Linked DNA regions of Homo sapiens: region 2 is linked to region 1. A link is an interaction called in ENCODE POLR2A ChIA-PET data of the cell type or tissue named here. Cell type or tissue: CD4-positive, alpha-beta T cell. All regions are shown on one strand.

Region 1 (8,000 bases):
GCAACCATTCTTGTGGGGAAGGAACCCAGGAGGGGATGCTAGCATACATAGGACTTGGAACTGGTGATCTGAAGGTCCCCTGCAGCCCTACGGCCTACATCCCATAAAGAGGGACCCTCTCCTCCTCACCTCATCTCCAGCATTTCTGCTTCCTCAAGCTTCTCCAGGGAGAAGTAGGCGCATCTCACTAGAAAAAACAAGAAAGCTGCCCTTTGCTCATTCAACACTTACTAAGCAGATACTGTGCCCTGGGCACCCAGTTTCAGAAATGAGTAAAACACCGGCCTTGCCTTCAAGGAACTCAAGAGACCCTGCGGCAGCCACAGTCTTACAGAGCAATTACCACCCTGGGTTGCAAGAGCCTAACGTAGGGTGGGGACAGGGGAGGTACAAAATGCTATCAGAGCTGGAGACGAAAGTCTCTAATACTCGGAGTGGGGCTGTGAAGGTGACTTTAAAGTTGTGCCTTGAAGGAGGCCAGGAGCGCACCAGGACAAGGCCATGGGAACCGCCGGTGCAAAGCAGGGAGACCTGGAACAGCAGGCTGGTGGGGACCAGTGACTGAACAGCACAGCGTGAACCCAAAGAGTGTTTGGCTTAAGGGTGGGGAGAGCTGAGCCGACTCCCTGAACTGCTAGGACTTAAACCTGAGAAGGCCCAGCAGCGTTTTCACTAGAGGATTGCTGGGGACAGATTTGTGACTTAGAAACTGAGCCGATGGAATGTGGACGACAGACCTGAGGGAAGAAAGACAGAGGACTCCAGGTTGCTCAGGAGGCTCATGGAACAGTGCAGGCTCCAGACCACGAGGCCTGAATTCTGGAAGTAGCAGCGGGGATGCAGGACGAGGAGCCGTTTTGTCTCATCAGGCACTCCAGAGGCAGGGACCCAGAACTTGGTTATGAAGTCAATGCGGGAGACTAGATAAGGGGAGGGACAGAGGAGTAAAGCATGGCAGCACTACAGAACCTGAGCCCGTGACTGAGAGAAGAGAGTTTGAAAAGCAAGTTTGCCAGGGAAGTTGGGCTGTGTGCTGGGCGACTTAGGCCGGAGGAGGCAAGACATTAAGAGTGGGGATGTTTCTCATTACCTGCAAAAGAGGCGTTAAAAAAACGGTCCCTCTGGACCCCACTGGCAGGCACTGACGGAGCGGCCAGGACACAGGAGAGCAGGCCTGGGGGGCTCAGCCCTGCAAGACTCAGCCTAGAGCTGCATGGACCCCAGTCAAGTGTTCCCGCCCTTCTTGCTGCTTCTGTGCCCTCTGGGGGAAGACACTGGAGGTGCAGTTAGGTCGCCGCGGGAAAGTTTGGACTCTTGCCTAAGGGTGCATCACAGAAGGGCCTCAGCTCCCTCCCCCAACTCCACCCACAGCTCCACCCCTAGCTTTTCCTCCTGCAAGTCCGTCCCCAACTTCTCCTCTTGCAGCTCCGCCCACAGCTCCACCCCAGCTGTTCTGCCCCCCTGCTCCTCCTCCCTCAGCTCCGCCCCAGCTGTTCCTCCCACAGTTCCGCCCCCCAGCTCCTCCTCCCGCAGCTCCGCCCCAGCTATTCCGACGCCAGCCCCTGCTCCACCCGGCACTTAACCATTTCCGCCCACAGCTCTTTCCCACAACTACGCCCTCCTCTTGCAGGCGGCTCCTCCAGAAGCTCTGACCCAGTCCCCGCTGCAGCCACAGCCCCAGCTTCTTACCCCCAGCTCCTCCTCCCACAGCTCTTTCCCACTGCCCCGCCCTGCTACCCCTTCATCACCGCTCCCAGCTCCGCCTCCTCTAGCCCCGTCTCGCTTCTCCTACCCCTCTGCCCACCCCAACAACCTTTCAGCTCTTTCCTCCAGCTCTGCACTAGCTCCTCCCCCGCAATTCTCACCCGCCAGCCTTGGTGCAGCTTGGCTCCTCCTTCTCCAGCTCTTTCCCGCAGCCCCGCCCCATCTGCTCCCACAGCGCTTTGCCACAGCCTCGCCCTGCTCCTCCTCCAGGAACGCCCGGCTTTCCCTCAGCTCCACCCTGCAGCTGAGCTGTGCACCAGGCCCTCCCACAGAGCTTTCTCGTGATTCCACCCTACACCTCCCCAAGCCGCCGCTCCCCTAAGCTGGTTCTCAGGAGTCCGCGGAGTCCTCCCGCAGCTGTTCCTCGCTCAATTGCCCACTGCCCCGGCCTGCTCCTCACACCACTGATGGCAAAGCCCCGACCCCAGACCCTCCCCAGTGGTTTCTCTCGGCCCGGCCCTACCCCGCCCCTCCAACGCCTGCTTCCAAGGCCCCGCCCCCAGCCCATCCTCAGCGGTTTCTCTCAGCTCCGCCCCGCCCCAGCCCCACCCGGCTCCTCCTGCGGCTGGTTAAAAGGCCCCGCCCCCAGCCGCTCCCCAATGGCTTCGCTCAGACCCGCCCTGCCCCGAACCCCCCCCTGCTTCTCCCGCGGCTGCCTCCGAAGCCCCGCCCCGCGCCGAGCCCCGCCTCTCCCCATCTCCTCCCTGTTTCTCCCGCGGGTGCTTCCAAAGCCCCGCCCCCAGCACCCCCCTCAGCGGTCTCTCTCAGCCCGATCCAACCCTTTTCTGAGCCCCGCCCTGTTTCTCCTGTGGCTGCGTGCAAACCCCACCCCCCAGCCCCACCCCAGAGGTTCCCCTCGGCCCTGCCCCGCCCCCCCAGCCCCGCTTCTCCAAAGGCTGTTTTCAAAGCCCCGCCCCCGAGCCCCTCCCCGGCGGTTCCCTCAGCCCCGCCCCACCCCTCCCCGAGCCCCAGCCCCCCCCGAACCCCGCCCCGCCCCACTCCTCCCCCAGCCCTGCCCTGCTTCTCCAGCACCAGCTTCCAAAGCCCCGCCCCCAACCCCTCCCCACTGGTTTCTTTCAGCCCCACCTTCCTCCTCTCACCAGCCCCCTCCCTCCCCGCGCTGGTTCTCAGGAGTCCGCGAGCTCCTCCTGCAGCCTCTCCTCGCCCAGATCGCCCATAGCCCCGCCCCCAATGGTTTCTCTCAGCCCCGCCCCACCCCCTCGAGTCCCCGCCCCATCCCAAGTCCCCGCCCCATCCCCTCAAGTCCCCGCCCCACTCTCAACCCCGCCCCAGCGGTTTCCTCACTCCCGCCCTTCCCCTCCCCCAGCTCCGCCCTCCTCCTCTCAGCCCCGCCCCCATCCCCTCCCCATTGGTTTCTCCCAGTTCCTTCCTGCTGGTCTCGCAGCTCTGGGCTTAAAAATCCTGCCTGGTGGTCTCGTCCCGCCCCTCCTCTTCCTCCCTCCGGTTCCTTTTCCTCCTTCCGGTTCTTGGTCTAGGCTGCCTGTCTCGAGCTCCCCGGCCTTGTCCTGGTTGGCTGGCGCGGGACAGGATCCGGTAAACTGAACAGCGTCTCCTTGTGGCAAGTGCGTGCGTACGTGCGTGGCGACGTCACTGCGTGGCTTCGTGAATACGTGGCTTCCTAGCGATTTGGCGGTGTATAGGCGTGGCTGAATACGGGCCTCCTGCGTACGTGCGTGGTGTACGTACGTGCGTGATTACGCGCACACGTACGTTCCTCATGAAAGGGACGACGGGAGCTGCATGAAAGCCGAAGTTATGGACCGCTAGCATCTGTCACTGGCCACCGGTTTCCGGGAGTAAGCGGCAGCTACCTTACAGCCCTGACACGAGCCGGGTGCTCTCTCTTCTCACCGCGGCCCACGTCTCCTCGCTGGCTCCGGTGGCCTCGCTGGGTCGCGAGGAGGCGGAGGACTGTACTCTGAGGCCAAAAGCCAGAGTCGGCCCTGAACGCCCACGACTCTCAGGGTCCAGAGGCCGTGAGACCGGCCGCGGCTGAAAGGTACCAGGGCCCCTGATGCCGGAGCCCGTGTGCTCGGCCCTCTTGCAGACGGTACTTGCGGGCTGGGGTTTCTTTCCCCTGGGTTTCGGGCAGAGAACCCGTGCGGGGCGCGCCCGAAGCGCCCTTTGGTGTCCCTTGCTCTCCCCATGGTCTCGGCCCCCCTCCTTCTAAGCGCGTGTACCCGCGACCTGCGTCTGCAAGTGCTGCTCCACACACAGCGGCCCCATCTCGGCCCGGTCTTCCCTGCCTCCCGCTTGGCCCCTGTGCTGTAAGCTCGCCTGGACCCCAGGCCGGGCGGTGCATAGCTCTGTGGCCTGTGGCCCCGTGCTCAGCATGACCTAACCAGAATTAAGCAGTGGACAATGGGATTTAGGCCCCCCAAACCCTCGTCCGATGACAATGGGAGGGGAAGTGTGATTTTTCTCCCCTCGGATGGAGCGTGCTCAGCTGTAGGAATGTGACTCAACTTGCTGAAATGATTTTCTGCTCTGCGGACTGGTGCACCCTGTGACCCAGACAGATGTGGAGGGTCCCACCGCTCTGATTAGCAGAACCAAACCGTGAGTGAGGTGCACATGTGTTACTCTTAGGACCGGCCCTCCCAGCTCTTGGTTTCCAATGCCTGCTGAGTAGAAGACCTTCCTAGGGCCATTAACCAGCTTTGCTGACTTGCATTTAATGACCTTTCCTCTTTATCTTCCTTGTTGTGCAGGTAAAGAAACCAAGTGGAAGAGTGTTTCCTCCTCTGGCCGTAAAGCAGGTACTCTCTGCAGCACCAGGTAGGAGGGGACTCAACCCCCTTCTTGCCTTTTCAGTTACATCAGTTCCTACTAGGGATTCCACACACACACAGTTGTTGTGATTTTGTGGTGATGACGAGAAAAGGGTTGGCTAAGAAACTGGGCGGCAGAAAAGAGGCAAACATTCACTGTAGCCATTTATCCCGATGGAAGTGGCCAGGCCCTGTGGGGGACATTCAGCCTCCGTCAGAAGTAATCCAGAACCAAGGAACCTGGTTATCTTTGGTCACTCATCAGAAGAATAATCATGCTCAGGGGCCACAAGTGTGTGAGGAAATGGCACCATGGATGGGTTGGTGGAGGGTACACGGGTGAGTCTTTGTGGAAAGTCATTTGCTGGCAGATATCAGCATCTTAGATGGGCGTGCCAGGCGGCCGAGGCATTTCCTTCAGCATGTCTTCACACAGCGAGTGTTAGAAGTAATGTCATTTCTAGTGGCAAAAGTGGGAAGCAACTTGTAACTCTCCATCAGTGGAGGAATGGTCAGGCAAATTATGAGACGACCAACAATGGGATATCACCCAGGCAGTGAAAAACAAGGTAGATGAAGATTGTCAGGTGGAAAGAATGGGCTTGATGTGCTGTCAAATGGCAAACTCGTGCCCTAGCCTGTGCAGATGTGTTGGGAACAGCAGTTTGCCAAGATGGCTGAAACAAAGGACCATAAAGGGGCTGGCTTAAAGAACAGACAATCATTGTCTCGCAGTTCTGGAGGATGGAAGTCTGAAATCAAAGTGGTGGCCAGGTTCGTTTGTTCTGTGGGCTGTGAAAGACAATCTGGTCTGTCCCTTTCTCTTAGCTGCAGGCGGCTGGCCGGCAATCTTTGGCACTCATTAGCTTGTAGAAGCATCTCCCTTATCTCTGCGTTTATCTTCTCATGGTGTTCTCCCTGTGTGCGTGACTGTCTCTCAAATCCCCCTTTTCATAAGGACGCCAGCCACATTGGATGCGGGTCCGCCCTGATGGCTTCAGTCTCACTTGATTGCCTCTGTAATGACTCTGTTTTTATATATAAGGCCACATTTTGAGGTGCTGGGGTTTAGGACTTCAACATACGCATTTTAAGAGGACACAATGCAACCCATCACAACTGACAAAGGCTCTGAGGTAGAAACAAGCTTGGCATGTTCCCTCAGGGGATGGAAGGCCTGTGTGGCTTCAGGGTGGTGAATAAAGGGGAGAGGAGAGGACGTGGCTGGGGTGGGAAACCAGATCAGGAGGGACCTTGAGTGCCCTGAGAGGAAGTGTGGATTCTGTGCTAGTTGGGGCAGGGAGCCCTTGAAAGGTTTCAGTAGAGGAGTGACATAATCTCATTGTCCCTGTACCAAGATCATTCCGATGGCAGTGTGGTCACAAGAGTGCAGAGGACAAGTGCTGGGGGGGGGTGGGGGTGCTATCAGGAGACTTCTTCAGAAGGCAGGGGGTTTTAGGGGATTGGATTGGGATTGTGGCCATAGAGATTATGGAAAGGGATCAGATTCAGTGTCGGTTTTGGACACAGTGCCACGGGATGTGGGCCGCAGATGTGGGAAAGAAAGGCAGGGCAGAGAGCAGCTAGGTCTGGGGCAGGAACACTGTAGCTGGTGATGCCACTCACAGAGGTGGAAGGGAGGTGGACTTGGTGGTGATGGTTGGGGTCCTGAGTATGTATGGGCCTGTCCACCTAAGGCTGAGTCTGAAGGGGGGTGGCCTGCACCACGGGATTCAGAGCAGGACGGTGAGCAACATGGGGGTCCCAGAAGAAGGGAAGGAGTGTGCCCAGCCATGCTGGGGCTGCTGAGCATGGACTAAGATGAAGACAGGACTGGCATGAGGCCGGCCATGGGTGCTTGTGGGGATAGGTCAGTCAGTGGAGTGGGTGGTGGGGGGGGTGGGGAATAAAGGGAGAAAGGTGGGGGTGGGGGCAGAAGGTTCAGAGAGGAAGTAGAGACTGCGCATGTAGACAGCTCTTCTGAGGTCTCGGCTGTTCAGGGTTGTAGAGAAGGGAGGCAGAGTGGGAGGCGCGCGTGTGCTCAGAGTAGGGATGCTGAGCGAGCATAGATGGTGGCTGGTGGCACCCAGGGCCCGGAGTGAGCCAGAGGAGCAGGGTCCAGAGCACAGCAGGCAACCGGCTCAGCTGAGGCAGCTCACCCCAGAGGCGGGAGAAAAGCAGGAGATCTGGAGCTCAGAAGGCTGCAGTGCAGACTGGGAAAGGAGTGAATACCAGGCAGCTTTGGCCCTATCAGGGCTTTGTCTCATGAGGGTGGGTATATTTTCTTAAAATCATAGAGCGTACTAGAGGTTGCGTTTATGTGTTGAAAGGAAGGACAGAGAGAGGAGTAGGGGCAGCTCAAGGGTGGAGTTCAGGGCCAGGGGGCGGGGCCACGGGCCTGAGGGGTGAGGGCGGCCACTATTTCTGACTGTTCTGTTAGGTGCCACGTACTGGGCTGGGTGCTCTTGGTGCCTTATCTCCCTTCCTCACAGCCATGTGGAAACTGAGGCATCTCAAGAGTCTATGACTGGGCTGAGGTTCTGGTTTCAAGCCCAGGGTTCCTTCCAAGGCACAGGGCTGTCCTCCGTGCAAGAGGAGGGGACCCTCTCCCAAGCCACACACGCAGGAGGCTGGGCAAGAGTTGTGGGAAGTCAGAGCCCGTGTGACTGTGGGCTGGTGCCTCATTCTCCTCAGCCATAGAGTGGGCCTCACAGTACCACTGACCCTGCTGGGTTACTTGAAGATTCAATTTGATGATCTGAAGATCATGCCATCCCAGAGGCTGGCACGTGGAAGGCATGTGTGGGGGGTTGCCAGTTGTTCTGATTATCATTCTTCTTTTCTCAGCTCAGATTGGGACAGGGGCGTCTGCTGACAGTGGAGAGCAGTGGTGGGGGAAGGGGCTTGAGGAAGGTGGCACCCAGAGGGGTGGAGAGGAGATGTCTGACTGAGGGCCATCTGAGGTCACGGTGCATCCTGAGGACAGAGCTGAGATTGGATATCAACGATGTGGGCTCAGCAGCCCTGGAGTAGGAGCTGGGAAGGTCAGTGCCTTGGTGGCGGCAGGGCCAGGGCACTGAGAGTATTGGCAGGGCACAGCAGGGGAAAGGGAAGAGAAGCAGAGCGTGGGACTGTCCCTCTGTGCTGGAAGAGGGCTAACACCAGCCCCGACTCTCCGCTCTGGCTAGGCCGAGGGGGCCCTCTGTCCTCTGTGTTGCCCTAGGGCTCGGTGACCTCTGTCATAGCACTGACCACATGCTATCCTGCCTGTGCCTTCCTCTAGCTGTCCCCGCCCTACTCCGGACCGCCCCAAAGACTCCATGGGATGGACCTGAGTCAGCCGAATCCTAGCCCCTTCCCTTGGGCCTGCTGTGGTGCTCGACATCAGTGACAGACGGAAGCAGCAGACCATCAAGGTCAGTGCGATTTAGGCCACCTGAGAGA
Region 2 (8,000 bases), 1.5 Mb before region 1:
CAAAATGGATAAAATAACTAAAACATAAAGATATAAAGTTTTAAGACATAAAAGAACACAGAGGGAAAGGTCCTTAACATTGGCCTCAGTAATGATTTTTTGGATATCACACCAAAAGCTCAGGCTACAAAAGAAAAAATAAAGCGGCTTGCATCAAACTAAAAAGCTTCTGTACTGCAAAGGAAACAATCAACAAAATGAAAAGGCAGCTTACAGACTAGGAAAACATATTTGCGAACCACCTATCTTGTAAGGGGTTAATACCCCAAAATTTATAAAGAACTCTTACAACTCAGCAGAAAAACCACCTGATTAAAATATGGACAACAGCTGGACAGACATTTCTCCAAAGACATAAAAATGGCCAAGAGATAAATGAAAATGTGCTCAACATCACTAAATCATCAGGGAAATGCAAATCAAAACCACTATGAGATATAACCTCACACTTCTAAGGACAGCTATTATCAAAAAGGCAAGTGATAACAAATGTTTGTAAAAGTGTGGAGAAAAAGAAACCCTACTACATTGTGACTGGAAATGTAGACTGGTACAGCCATTATGGAAAACAGTTCCTAAAGAAATTAAAAATAGAACTACCACACAGCCCAGCAATCTCTCTTCTGGAATATAAGCAAAGGAGATGAAATCACTACCTCGTAAAAATATCTGCACTTCCATGTTCATTGCAGCATTATTCACAATAGCCAAGATTTGAAAACAACCTACGTGTATGTAGACAGACAAAATAAAGAAACCGTAGTGTATATATACAAGGGAATATTTTATTCAGCCTTAAAAGAGGACATCTGCCATTTGCCACAACATGGATGGACCTGGAAGACATGTTAAGTAAAATAAGCCAAACGCAGAAAGACGAATACTACATGAGCTCACTTATATGTGGAATCTTTAAAAAAAAAAAAAAAAGGTCAACGGTCAACTACACAGGGACAGAGAATAAAACAGTAGTTACCATGGCGGTGGGGGTGGGAGGCTGGAGGGGAGGAAATAGGAAGATATACATCAAAGGACACAAAGCAGTAGATATATGGATTAACAAGTGAGATATCTAATGTACAAGAGGACTATAGGCAATAAAGTTGCATGGTATTAGGGACTTTTGTAAATAAGATTTTAGCTGCCTCTGGTCACACACACACAAAAGTATGTGAGATGACAGATATATTAATCTGCTTCACCATAGTAATCATTTTACTATATGTATGCCATAACATCATGTTATGAACCTCAAATATACACAATGAAATTTATTTAAAAAGAACCTGAACAAAAAACCCACAAAAACATTGAGTAAAATATATATTAAATATAACTAACCTCATGCCTATTTCTTGATCACATGCTCTGCACATGTGTGAGAAATTAAATGCTTACTGCTGTAAAAAAAAAAGTTCTAATATTTTCTTTTGGTACTTAAATGGATCATCTTTTAGCAGGCCTCATTTTGGTTATTACTGAGCTATACAACTCTCATTTAATATACATAAGCTCCCTTAAACTGTTTCCTACTAGTAAATTTTTAGAGAAATTTATTGTGTAATCCTCATGAAGAGTATGAGTGTCTGCAGTGGAGAATCTACAAAAAATACAAAGAGTCACTAATTGGCCAATTCTTTTGTGCACCCTAAAAAAAGCACTTGACTTTGGTGTTTCTATGGTGAGTAAAAAAGTATGTTTTAGGAATGCAACTTTCAGATTATCTAACTTGTTAAAGGAACAGAAAGGAAGTGTTAACTGATTGTTTTGTTCTTTACATGACCTCTCTTGAGTATCTATTATCTGGTCTGGCTTTTAAAAAGTTTATTATTGAAAAGATGATATAACACCATAAAAATGTTTTAAAGTAAACAAAATCACCTATAATCCCACCACCCAAATATAACCTTTCTACATATTAATTTCTAGCCCCCACACAATCTATACACAGCATACCTTAATAATTTATGGCTAATTCCTTCTCACTTCTCTCTTTACCTCAAACTTCAAAAATGTGACTACTTTTCTGTGTTGTGACCTCACTAATATGGGACTAAGCATTAAGTCAAAGTGTACATACAAACTTTTGAAAACTAGCAAACTTCCTCTACTGTTTATAGGACATTTTCTCCCTGGATTCCAGCCACAAGAGCTGTTGGTTTTGCTGATGCAAGCCACCTTGGGTAAAATCAGTGGCTTATCCAAGACAAAGCAACTGATGCTATTCAATTGATTTATCCTATGTATCTTTGGGTGTTACTGAGCAGAGATTTGTTAGAAGTGAGGAATGAGAAAGGCTGGAATTAAAGTTGTCCTCACACAAAGGAAAAAGTTCAGGATGAACCTTAATCTGCCTCCATTTATAACACCACCTAGTTTTCCCACTTCATACAAACTTCTGCAGCCAACATTGAGCAGACAGAGCCTACCACATTCCCTTTTGTAGCAAGTAAGACAACAGGAATTCTTTCTCCCACAGTCAAGATTTCACTGCAAATTCCATTAGGAAACCAGAATCAGTCTAGAAGGACTATGCTGTAAGTGTATCTAATAAAAATATGTTGGTATTCTCATAAATGAATAATTAAAAAAAAACCCACATTGAGGCTGGATAAAGAAAATGCGGTACATATACACCATGGAACACTATGCAGCCATAAAAAAGAATGAGATCATGTCCTTTGCAGCAACATGACTGGAGCTGGAAGCCATTATTCTAAGCAAATTAAGACAGGAAAAGAAAACCAAATACTGCACGTTCTCATAAGTGGGAACTAAACAACAAGAACAGATGGACACTAGGAGAGGAACAACAGACAGTGCGGTCTACTTGAGGGTGGAGGCTGGGAGGAGGGAGAGAATCAGAAAAAACGCCTATCGGGTACTATGCTTATTACCTGGGTGACAAAATTACCTGTACGCCAAGCCCCCGTGACATGCAGTTTACCTATATAACAAACCTGCGCATGTACTCATGAACCTAAAATAAAAGTTAAAAAAAAAAAAAAAAAACTCACAATGACCCTGTCGGAAAGAGAAGGCATCACAGAGCTCCAAAGATCGTGGGCTTTGGAGTCAGTGAGCTTGGTCAAACGTTAGCTTCAATTACATACTAACTTTGTCGCCTAATTCTGTAATCACTCACCCTCAGTTTCAAGTCACTTACCCTCAACTGCATCCTCTTCAAAATTGGGAAATCAAGCAGTTAGAGAAATTAAGAATTCTGACAATGTATGTAAAGCACGTGCACTGAGCCTGGCATACAGTAGGTCTTAACGAATGATAGCTAACTCCCTCACCACTCCCTTGCCTACTGGGGTGGGCCAGAACCACCTGCTCTCTCATACATTCCTTCAACTCAGTCACCAGCCTCTATCTTACTGATTCCCCAAGTGAAGCAATCTCACACCAGGGGACTATTCCCTTCTACTCCTTCATTCATACAGCAAACATTTATTAAGCCCCGACTATGCAGGCCCCCTAGGGAACACGGAGATGAAGGAGACTGCATTCCTGTCCTCAGAAGGCTGACCCTGCGGTAATGAAAGAGACTGCAATATAGACACAGCGAGAGAAAGTGCTAGGATAGGAGCATGAGCTGAAGGCCCACTGACCTATTCCCCATGACCCCGGATCCCTTGTTCCCGAGCGAAAGTTCGGGGCCGGGAGTTTAGACGTCTCAGGCTCCAACCTGCTTTCCCCGCCCCCTTCCCTGAGGCCAGGTCCCCGGGGTCCAGACCTCACGCCCACCCATTCAGCTAGGGCCTTCCCTCAAGCCCTGCTCCAGGCTGGGGCCAGTCCGCCTCGCGGTCCAGGCCCCGCTCAGGGCTACCTGAACTCAGGAGGCTGCAGTGCGTTCAGCGCCGCCTTATCCGGGCGCTCCATGGTGTAGCCGTGCCGGCACAGGCGCTCGGCGGCGGAGCTGGGCTCGGCGGCCGCGCTCAGTAAGCTCCGCGAGGGAACGGCCGAGGCGGTTCGCACCGGAAGTAGCGGTTCGCGCCGGAAGTGCCCGTTCGCGCCGGAAGTGCCCGTTCGCGCCGGGCGGCGGGCCACAGTACGCAGGCGCGGCGCGGCGCGGCGCGCCGCAGCGACGCAGGGCTGTTGCCGGCGCGGGGGCGGGCGCTCACATGACTTACCGGCGGTGGCTCCGCGGCGTGCGCCCTGCCAGGAGGGGCCTGTGCTCGAGGAGCAGGCCTGGCGAGTAGCCCAGCCACTCCACGTTGAGCCGGGACTTGCCGCGCAACATGGTCCTCCTGGGCGGGCGGCGGCTACGCCGCCCCCTGAACTCGCGTGAACACTGGTCCTCGTCTGCGTCTCGGTCGCTGAGCTGGGGGCCGCAAGGAGACCCGAGCATATGAGCCGCGAAGAGGGACTACCAGCCAGAGGGCTGTGGTGCTAGGCAACTGAGCGTATTCCGCCGACGACAACACAAAAAAGCAGTGCGCATTATTTCGCCACTACTTGAGCAAATAAATGCCTCATTAATTACTGCCCGCAGTGGTAGGAAGTCAAGCCCTTGGCAGCTGGGAGGAGTTAAAACACTCACCCGAGTCCGTAAAACTAGAGAATGTCAGAGTTCAAAGAGCTCTTGCTGAGAATGACTGTTCCAGACTCGATGCCAGTGACCCCCAACTTCCACTTAAAAGTTAAAAACATATTTTGCAGCTGCTCAGAAAGCCGCCAATGAGACAACAGGGACTCAAATAGTAAGAACAGATGGGCCTCCCGGGCCTGCGCAACCCGAGAGAGGTAAAAACGAAAGGGTGGGTAAGTCTGGAGTCAGGCTTGACAAAATTAAGTTGCCACTGGCTGCTAATAAGAGGACAGCCCTTAACATGGTCAGCGCCTGGAAAGGGCCGCTGACCACACAGCTATTTTCTGCACCACATGGATACAAAGACCACATCTGAAATCATGACTAAACCAGCAGCTTAGAGTGGTGGAAAGGGCAATGGACTGGGCAGCAGGAAGTCCAGGTTTTAGTTCAAACTGAATAATCCCCCTCTAGGGCTGACTGTGCTGGCTCACGCCTGTAATCTCAACACTTTGGGAAGCTGAGGCAGGAGGATTGCGTGAGGCCAGTAGTTCCAGAGCAGCTTGGGCAGCATAGCAAGACTCCGTCTCTAAAAAACAAACTGTAAAATATTTAATAAAAATAATAGTAATCTCTATCTGGGCCTCATCTAGACCTTTAGGTGAGTAAGAACCACCTAATGTAAGAACTTGGGGTACAAAGAGAATCTAGCTCTGGGGTAGGCAAACTGAGCCAGCCGACCTAATACATGGAGCCTACCACCTGTTTTTCTACAGCCCTGAGGTAAGAATGGTTTTTCCTTTTTAAATTGTTGAAAACGTCAAAAGAATAACATGACACGTGAAATTTATATGAAATTCAAATTTCAGCGTCTATTGATAAAATTTTATTGGAGCTCAGCCATTCTCATTTGTTTGTATTATCTACAACAGCAATGTTGAGTAGTTGTGACAGAGACGGTATGATCTGCAACGCCCAAAATGATCTGCAATGCCCAAAATTCTTACCATCTGACCCTTTTACAGAAGAGTTTGCTGACCCCTGCTCTAGCTAATCAGCCTGCAGTGAGGTCCTTCAATCCCTAGGGACCCATAAATGTAGTAATGGTGGTTCTGAAGGCAGTTTTTAATATTTTTAAAAACCTAATGAATCTATTTACTGTTAGGCATCCAAAGCTACTTAAAATATCACCGTTCTTTGATTTTTGACACTTACTATATCATGATGAGGTTATCCTAGTTATCCCATAAGAAAAGACTGTTCACAGATTATTATGAAAATAAGCCACAGTATACTTAATAGAATAAATCTTTTAAAACATAGAATGAACACAAGTGGGGGAACGGAATTGTGACTTATTGTTCCCCAATACCTAGAGTAGGGCCTGGTATATAGTAGGAACTAATAAATATTTGTTAAATAAATAAATTGGGTCCACAAAAGGAAAAAGAGCAAAATAGTTCTTGATGGTGAAAAAATTGGGAACCAGCTTGGCGTGGTGGCACATGCCTGTAATCCCAGCTACTCAGGAGGCTGAGGCAGAAAATCGCTTGAACTCAGGAGGCGGAGGTTGCAGTGAGCCAAGATCGTGCCACTGCACTGCACTCCAGCCTGGGTGACAGAGTAAGACTCTGTCCACCCCCCCCCAAAAAAACTGGGAACCACTGTTGTTGTAGTTTGCCGGAGCTGCCATAACAAATGCCACAAACTAAGTGGCTCCAACAACAGAAGTTAATCATCTCCCAGTTCAGGAGGTTAGAAGTCTGAGATGGAGATGTTGGCGAGGCTGGTTCCTTCTGAAGGTTGTGAAGGAAGGACTGTTCCAGGCCCCTCTTCTGTTTTCTGGTGGTTTGCTGACAATCTTTGGCATTTCTTGGCTTGTAGAAGCATCACCCTGATCTCTGCATTTTTCTTCAAACGGCCTTCTCCCTGCGTCTGTGTTTCTGTCCAAATTTTCCCTTTTTATAAGGACACCAGTCATAATGCATTAGGGGCCCACCCTACACCTGTATGAACTTAATTATTTACATCTGCAGCGACGCTGTTTCACTCTGGGGTACTGGGGGCTAGGATTTCAGCATATGAATTTGGGGATGGTGTGGGTGACCGGGCCAGCAATTCAACCCATAACAGTAGTCTAAACACTTCCTTGTACAGATGAGAAAACTGCGGCCCAGAGAGGGGACGGGACTTGTGGGAAGTCACACATTTATCTAGTGGGATGTAGCTTGACTCCTGACTCCCAGGCTGGCACTTTTACACTCCCACATTAACAGCCTAAGTTGCACTTGTGTGATAACTTAAACAGGAACCATTCATAAATGAGATTTGCTGTGGGAAAAACTTCTCATGTAATTTACATAGTAGTGTTTTTAAATATAAACAAAAGCTCTCATATCTCTTATTTATTTATTTATTTATTTATTTATTTATTTATTTATTTATTTCGAGACAGAGTCTCGCTCTTTCGCCCAGGCTGGAATGCAGTGGCGCGATCTCCGCTCACTGCAAGCTCTGCCTCCCGGGTTCACGCCATTCTCCTGCCTCAGCCTCCCGAGTAGCTGGGACTACAGGCGCCTGCCACCACGCCCGGCTAATTTTTTGTATTTTTTTTAATAGAGACGGGGGTTTCACCGTGTTAGCCAGGATGGTCTCGATCTCCTGACCTCGTGATCCGCCCGCCTCGGCCTCCCAAAGTGCTGGGATTACAGGCGTGAGCCACCACGCCCTGCCATATCTCTTTTTTATGCTGACTTATACACTCTACCAACATTTACTGTGAGCTTACTGAGGTAGACACAGAACTTTAAAAATAAACTCAGAATCTGTACTAGAAGGAAAGAATCTAGCCAGCAGTCAGCCCTCTCAACAGAGCCCTGAAACCTCCTACCTGCAGTGCTACAAAAGAATTAGAGGCAAGTGGAGCCCACACAGAGCCGTTGCCATGGGAATGAAATGGTGTGTTAGGGGGTGTGGCCACTACAGAGGAAACCATAATAGTGGTTTCCTACCACTGCTGCCCTAAAGCATGTGTCTTGTGCTTCATTTTACTGAGCATATTCACAGTCCCTACAATTTATACCATCCCCACTTCATAAGTGGAAAAACTGAGGCCAGGGAAAATTTCAGAGTCTGGTGAAGGCTTCCCAATGCCCCTTAAAGTCAGAAACTGATTCTCAAACTGAAAGAGCCCCAGTTTGGCACTTTAATTTTAGTTGAGAAAACTGACAGCTAAAGATGGGAAGTGATTTGCCCCAAATTCCCTAGGTCAGTGATAGAATTAGAGAATGTATAGTTCCTAATTCTGTCTCATGTTTTCTCCACCATATTGTTGTAAACTTCTGTACTACTTGTAAGACACGTTTTCTCCACCATATTGTTATAAACTTCTGTACTATTAACCCAGTGACGTGAAAAGTATACACCCAAAGACACGTTTTGCAACCCCAAATTGCTTTACTTACCC

Evidence for each region. ChIA-PET counts read pairs that join two places held together with the same protein. Peaks named below come from ENCODE experiments on the same cell type or tissue, not always from the same donor. Only the 100,000 strongest peaks of a DNase experiment are listed, where the experiment ranks them.
Region 2: POLR2A ChIA-PET joins it to region 1 with 11 read pairs; 3 of 35 experiments call an interaction of 5 or more read pairs at or near these places.

The regions. Positions count from the first base shown.
Region 1 is chrX:149,933,977-149,941,976 of GRCh38, reverse strand. It overlaps EOLA2 (endothelium and lymphocyte associated ASCH domain 2), which reads left to right and starts at 3,486. Exons shown (of 5, transcript NM_001013845.2): 1 at 3,486-3,784; 2 at 4,497-4,544; 3 at 7,840-7,972. It overlaps EOLA2-DT (EOLA2 divergent transcript), which reads right to left and starts at 3,429. Exons shown (of 12, transcript NR_027456.1): 1 at 3,191-3,429; 2 at 1,091-1,318; 3 at 130-187. RefSeq lists silencers at 1,481-1,590, 2,241-2,300, 2,581-2,660, 2,771-3,040. In CD4-positive, alpha-beta T cell, CTCF peaks have their summits at 1,187 and 3,368 (motif pointing left); DNase peaks (open chromatin) are centred at 1,426, 2,506, 2,876, 3,386 and 2 weaker places; H3K4me3 peaks cover 3,156 bases; H3K27ac peaks cover 2,033 bases.
Region 2 is chrX:151,393,194-151,401,193 of GRCh38, reverse strand. It overlaps VMA21 (vacuolar ATPase assembly factor VMA21), which reads right to left and starts at 3,988. Exons shown (of 3, transcript NM_001017980.4): 1 at 3,833-3,988. The coding sequence starts at 3,885. RefSeq lists enhancers at 3,438-3,497, 3,558-3,707 and a silencer at 3,988-4,147. In CD4-positive, alpha-beta T cell, no CTCF peak of the experiment used is centred here; DNase peaks (open chromatin) are centred at 4,093 and 7,483; H3K4me3 peaks cover 2,098 bases; H3K27ac peaks cover 2,801 bases.